Linked DNA regions of Homo sapiens: region 2 is linked to region 1. A link is a contact called in ENCODE Hi-C or POLR2A ChIA-PET data. All regions are on one chromosome and are shown on one strand. Each heading gives the region's core, a stretch centred on a gene start or an enhancer-like site at or near the end of the contact. The rest is flanking DNA. Distances are from core to core; before and after follow the strand shown.

What was found. Hi-C counts contacts between places; a loop is a spot of excess contacts on that map. ChIA-PET counts read pairs that join two places held with the same protein, here RNA polymerase II (POLR2A). Pooled maps may share reads with other maps.
Region 2: a loop to region 1 is called in a pooled map, with 7 times the contacts of the local background. The contact joins the promoter of STK32C here to the promoter of GLRX3 in region 1. A Hi-C loop is called at or near these places in 2 of 50 pooled maps. POLR2A ChIA-PET finds 5 or more read pairs at or near these places in 2 of 52 experiments (T-cell and activated T-cell).

What each region holds. Positions count from the first base shown.
Region 1 is chr10:130,135,100-130,137,799 of GRCh38, reverse strand. GLRX3 (glutaredoxin 3) reads right to left here and starts at 1,409. Exons shown (of 11, transcript NM_006541.5): 1 at 1,288-1,409. The coding sequence starts at 1,379. LOC105378561 (a long non-coding RNA gene) reads left to right here and starts at 1,429. Exons shown (of 6, transcript XR_001747659.2): 1 at 1,429-2,700. RefSeq lists enhancers at 1-299, 578-627 and a silencer at 828-1,427.
Region 2 is chr10:132,306,648-132,309,347 of GRCh38, reverse strand. It overlaps STK32C (serine/threonine kinase 32C), which reads left to right and starts at 1,398. Exons shown (of 12, transcript NM_173575.4): 1 at 1,398-1,776. The coding sequence starts at 1,515. RefSeq lists enhancers at 1-127, 128-672 and a silencer at 925-1,574.

The sequences.
Region 1 (2,700 bases), core at 160-2,659:
TCGCTCCACTACACTGCAGCCTGGGTGACAGAGCCAGACCCTGTCTCAAAAACAAAACAAAACAAAGCTTTTTGCCTGTGAATTCCATGAACCATTCTACTTCCTACTGAAATACTAAGTGCCAACATCTACTGAGTGCTTCCTGCATACTAGGCATTGTATTATTTGTATTTTACATACGTCATCTCATTTAACCCTCACAACAACCCTGAGGTACTAACAGGTGCTAATCTATGTCACCGTCGGGAAACTGAGGCTTGGGCATGAAACGTGCCCAGGGGTTACATGGCTACTGAGTGGCTGCGGTGGGACTGGATCCCAGGCAATCCGACATAAGAGTTCCCATAACAACCGCTAATAATACAACTAAGAGAACAACTCAGTCCTTGGAGTAGTCTACAATGTGAGGTGGTATTATCACGGAGAGTCCACGTGCAGACCTTTCCCTGCAGGCACGCACGCTAGTAAGCATTTACTCGTAAGCATGCTTGCAGTTCAGAGCTTCTAGTCCACCCAGAAAACGCTTTCTATGCATTCCTCTGGATCTCCTTTTGTAGTCTTCCCAGGGATTGAAGACCTGGACACCGGCGCCAAATCTGAACAGACTCTCACTACACCAGTTCATGGAACAGGAAATCTCTGTCTCCGGCAACAGGTTAAGTCTGAAGACTGAGGCTACCTGCTGTCCAACAAACTTTAAAGGCTGACTTCAAAAGGCAGCCAGGCCTAGCTAATGCAACGGGGCCTTCCCTCGCCGCTCTTCCTGCGACAGGGGCGTTCCTGAAGGGAGGCTGAAGAGCAATGGGCCGACGCCGAGCCTGCCGCTCCCTCCCGGCGGGCACAGGAAAGGTGGAGCCCGCAGCCGTGGGTCCCGCTCCGTGGCGCGGAGGGCCGGGGTCTCGGCGCCGCCCCGTCCCCCGCCCCGCCACTGCGGCACGGCTGAGTCACCACCGCCTCCGTCCCGCGGCGGGGCCGCCCAGGCCAGAGGCCGGGAAGGTCGCGTCCCCCGGGCTTGGACAGCCGTCGGGGTCGGAGCCAGGGCTGGGGCCGGGGCTTCCAGGCGAGCCTCGCGCCCTGCTCGCTGTTCCGGGGCGGGGAACCTGCGGCTCGGGCCACTCACGCGGAGGCTCGGGGGAGTCTACGGGTGGCGCCGGGCCCGGTCCCCCGAGGCCGAAGGGAGCCGGGCACCAAGAAGCCAGGCTGGGCCACCCGCCGCCCCACACCGGCCCGGTCTCGCGGCCGCTCCCGCTCCGGCTCCTCACTCCTACCGCTCGCCGCCCCGCTTACTTGGCTTTGAGGCGCAGCAGCTCCTCAAACTGCCCGGCTGAGCCGACCTCCTCCACGGCCGCTACAGCTGCCTCAGCCGCCCCCGCCGCCATGCTGCCGCCGCCAGACAGAAGCAATCCAGTGCCGGCGGCCGGATGTGGGCGGGGCCACGGGGAGCTGAGCGGCTGCGCGAGGGAAAGCCCCGCCCCTGCCTGCGCTGAGGCTGCCGAGCCTGAGAAATCCCAAAAGGGGCCTCGGCGGCGGGCTCTGGATCCCGCTGGGGGGCTCTGACCCTGCCAAGTCTGGGCACTCCGCTGCGGGCCTCCTGGCTCCCGGGGTTCATGGCTGTTATGGTTCCTGGCTGTCGGGGCTCCTGGCTTTCGGGGCTCCCTGGCTGAAGGGGCTCCTGGCTGTAGGGGCTCCTGGCTATGGAGGTTCCCGGTTATAAGGGCTTCTGGATGTAGTGGATTCTGGCCGTCGAGGTCCCTGGCTGTCGGGGCTCCTGGCCGTAATGGCCCCTGGCTGTCGGGACCCCTGGGTGTCGGGGTTCCTGGCTGTCGGGACCCCTGGGTGTCGGGGTTCCTGACTGTAGGGGCTCCTGGGTGTTAGGGTTCCTGGCTATAGCAGGGGCTCCTGGGTGTCGGGGTTCCTTGCTGTCAGGGCTCCTGGTGGTAGAGGCTTCTTGCTGTTGGCTTCCTGGCTGTCGGGGTGACTGGGTGTCAGGGCTCCTGGTGTTAGGGTTCCTGGCTTCCTGGCTGTAGTAGGGGCTCCTGGGTGTCGGGGTTCCTTGCTGTCAGGGCTCCTGGTGGTAGAGGCTTCTGGCTGTTGGGGTTCCTGGGTGCCAGGGCTCCTGGGTGTCAGGGTTCCTGGCTGTCAGGACACCTGACTCCTGAGGCTCCTGGCTTTTGGGGCTCCAGACCTTCCTTGCACTTCCTGTGTCTCCTGGGTCTGTAATAGAAGGGGCCGGTGGAGGGGTGGGGGTGAGACATGTGAGTGAAAGTGAAGTCAGATGTGTACATTTAGGAAGCTGAAATTATCAAAAATGAAATTGCATAAAGGTGAGGAAGAACTGGGAGGTCTGGGAACAGAAGTGGTAGATCTTGAACTTCAACACAGACAGGGTGCTTCCAATTCAGTCCTGGGACCTGAACCCGGAGCCCACAGCATGTCCCTCCTCCCCTGGCCCTCCGCGCGTGCCGCCACTCATTGCAGCCCCACAGAGCCATCACCCATTGTAACCTCAGAACAGAAGGGGCTGGGTGGGTCCACAGATCCCTGCACTCCTCCCGTCTTGCCTCCTTGGATGATCCCTGGCTTGTCTTTCTCCCTTGGGAATCCCCCTGATGTTGGCTCTCCATGTGGTGTACTCTGTACCCCACACCCCATGCTTCCCACACACCTTCTGGCCTGAGTAATCTCCATGCCCCCAGTGAC
Region 2 (2,700 bases), core at 149-2,648, 2.2 Mb before region 1:
CATGTCCAGGCGGGTGCATGTCCTAGGTAGATGGGCATGGTTCCATTCCTTATAGTCCCCAAGGGATGGGGGCTCCTGTTGGCCCAGAAGCCACACAGACTTCCCGTGCTCACATTTCATGCATCAGGCGGTTAGGGCGGGCGGCCACACTGAATGTCAAAGGCCGTGGGGAGGCAGGGCTCACAGTGGCTGAATGACAGGGTAGACAGTTGTGTGCGGTGGGAGGGACGGGAGCGGGAGACACTGGCCTTGGAGCCATGTTGGGGATCCGCTCATCGTCCGGGCGGGCAGCAGGAAATCCCATCTAGGATTTCACCGAGGAGGAAGAGACCCCGTCTTTGTGTCCTGGTTACAGGGCAGAACTTAAGGAGGTAAAGGCTTCCTAAAGTCAAACAGCCCGGTAGCAAAAACTGATTCTTCAGTGACAAGCGCCAGGGGCAGGCGGCGAGGCTCCATGCAGAGCCGCGCCTTCTCCAGGGCACTCCAAGGCGCCCAGCACTTTCCGCGCAAGGTCGCGCCTGGCCCTGCGCAGGGGCAGAGGTGCCCGGAGGTCAAGCCGCGCCCCAGGCCTCCGAAATACGCCGAGTGCCGAGGCCCCTGTCGCATCTGGACAAGGGGACCCTGGGCGACTCGGGCACGCGGTCTCAGGCCGGACGGGGGTCGCGAGGATGGCACGGGGGTGCCCGAGAGCGCGGGCGCACGTGCTCAGGGCTTAGCGCCCACCCCAGGCGCCCGCGTGTGCGCGCGCGCAGCCAGGCCCGCCCTGCCCCACCCCACCCTCTGGCGCAGCGCTTGGACTCAGCCTGCCGCCTCCTGACCGTGAGCCGGGCTCTGCCCGGCAGATTCCCGCCGCCCGCATCCCGGGCCTGCAGCCCGGCCTCACCCTGCGCAAAGCAGAAGGCTGGAGTTTAGGGCTCCCCGCACTGGGCGGCGGAAGCCCGCGCGCCGGCTGTTTTCACGAAGAAGGCAGGGGAGGGAGGCCCCCGGAGACCGCGAGAAGGTCCCGCCGCCGTGCCGGGCACAGCAGTCCCCGTGCCAGGGACGCCGACCTCCGGGGCCCCAGGATACCCGTGGGGACGCTCCCTGCCTCCCTCGCTCTCGTACCCGCCGTCTAGTCTGAGCCGTGGTCCCCGTGTCCCGGCGAACCACAGCCCCCATCCCTAGACTGGTGGCGGCCACCCACTCCCTAGCGACACTCCAGGCACTAGCCCCGCCCCTGCCCCGCCCCCGGCTCGGCCCCGCCCCTACCCTTCCCGAAGCTCCGCACCTGCCACGCCCCGGCGCTCAGCTCCGCCTCGACCCCTTCCAGGAGCTCCGCCCCGCCCCCGCCCCTTCCAGAAGCCCCGCCCCTGCCCCGCCCCCAGCGCTCGCAATCTACGGGGCGGGTTCCACCGCCCAGAAGAGCGCACGGCGGGCGCTGCCGGCCCCGAGCGCTCCCGCTACCACTGCCGCTCCCGGCCCTGCCGGCCGGCCATGCCCCGAGTTCCGGCTGCCGCGCGCACCCAGACCCGGCGATGAGGAGTGGCGCCGAGCGCAGGGGCAGCAGCGCCGCGGCGTCCCCGGGCTCGCCGCCCCCCGGCCGCGCGCGCCCCGCCGGCTCCGACGCGCCCTCGGCCCTGCCGCCGCCCGCTGCTGGCCAGCCCCGGGCCCGGGACTCGGGCGATGTCCGCTCGCAGCCGCGCCCCCTGTTTCAGTGGAGCAAGTGGAAGAAGAGGATGGGCTCGTCCATGTCGGCGGCCACCGCGCGGAGGCCGGTGTTTGACGACAAGGAGGACGGTGAGTGCGGGCACGGGGACGACGTGGGGGCCGCGCGCTATTGCAGGGGCGGGCGCGGCTGGGCGGCTTTTTCCCGCAGGGGTTCCCCCGGTGTCCGGGACGGCTTCCCGGGGCGCCCCGGCTTCCGGAGAAGCTCGCGCCGGGTGGCTGCGGCCCCACGCGAGTTCTGGGCGCCCGCCCGCGTCCTCCGTTTCTAGTGGCGGCGCCGCAGGAGGAGCAGGCTGGGCCCGGGCCCTCGGGGCGAGGGTCCCCCGCGGCTGTGGCGTCTCCGGGCTTGCGCGCGCCTCCGCCCACCGCCCGTGGCAGCCCTGCTTTCCGCTTTCCGTGATCCGCTCGGGCCCACGTGCGGGCTCGTTTGTACTTTGCAGTTAGAGAGGCGCTCACCTGTGCCGCCCGAGTGCGAGTGAGGCTCCTGCCCCACAGGTGGCGGGGCCCGGCCGCTCAGAGGCTCAGTCTCCTTGGTGACCGCGCGGTGTCCATCCTCTGCTCACCCATGTGCGCTGGAGGCAGGGCCAGGCCGTTGTGCAAAGACCTGCCCTGCCAGGAACGAGTGCGCTGCTGAGTCCTGTAGATAAAGCCGCCAACCCCGGGGACTGGTGTCTCCTGAGTGACCGTGCAGCCGTGGGCGCCATAGAAAGCAGAGAAGGCAGGTGAGGTGACATGGGACAGGCCTGCAGGGACACCTCCCGGGGTGCCAGGGGGCCCCGGGGACCCCCGAATTATCACCTGCAGGGAGATGTGGTGCCGCGTCTGCCTGTGGGCACTGTAATACAGTCACATGCAGACATACAGCTCTTTTCTACAGGTAACATGCAAATCATTTAAAATCGTACATTGATGACACATTTCATGTTTTTTGACATTTTCTTAAAATACTTGAAATGTGCATTTTTCATTTATAGATAGCGTGCAGAGGTATGATGG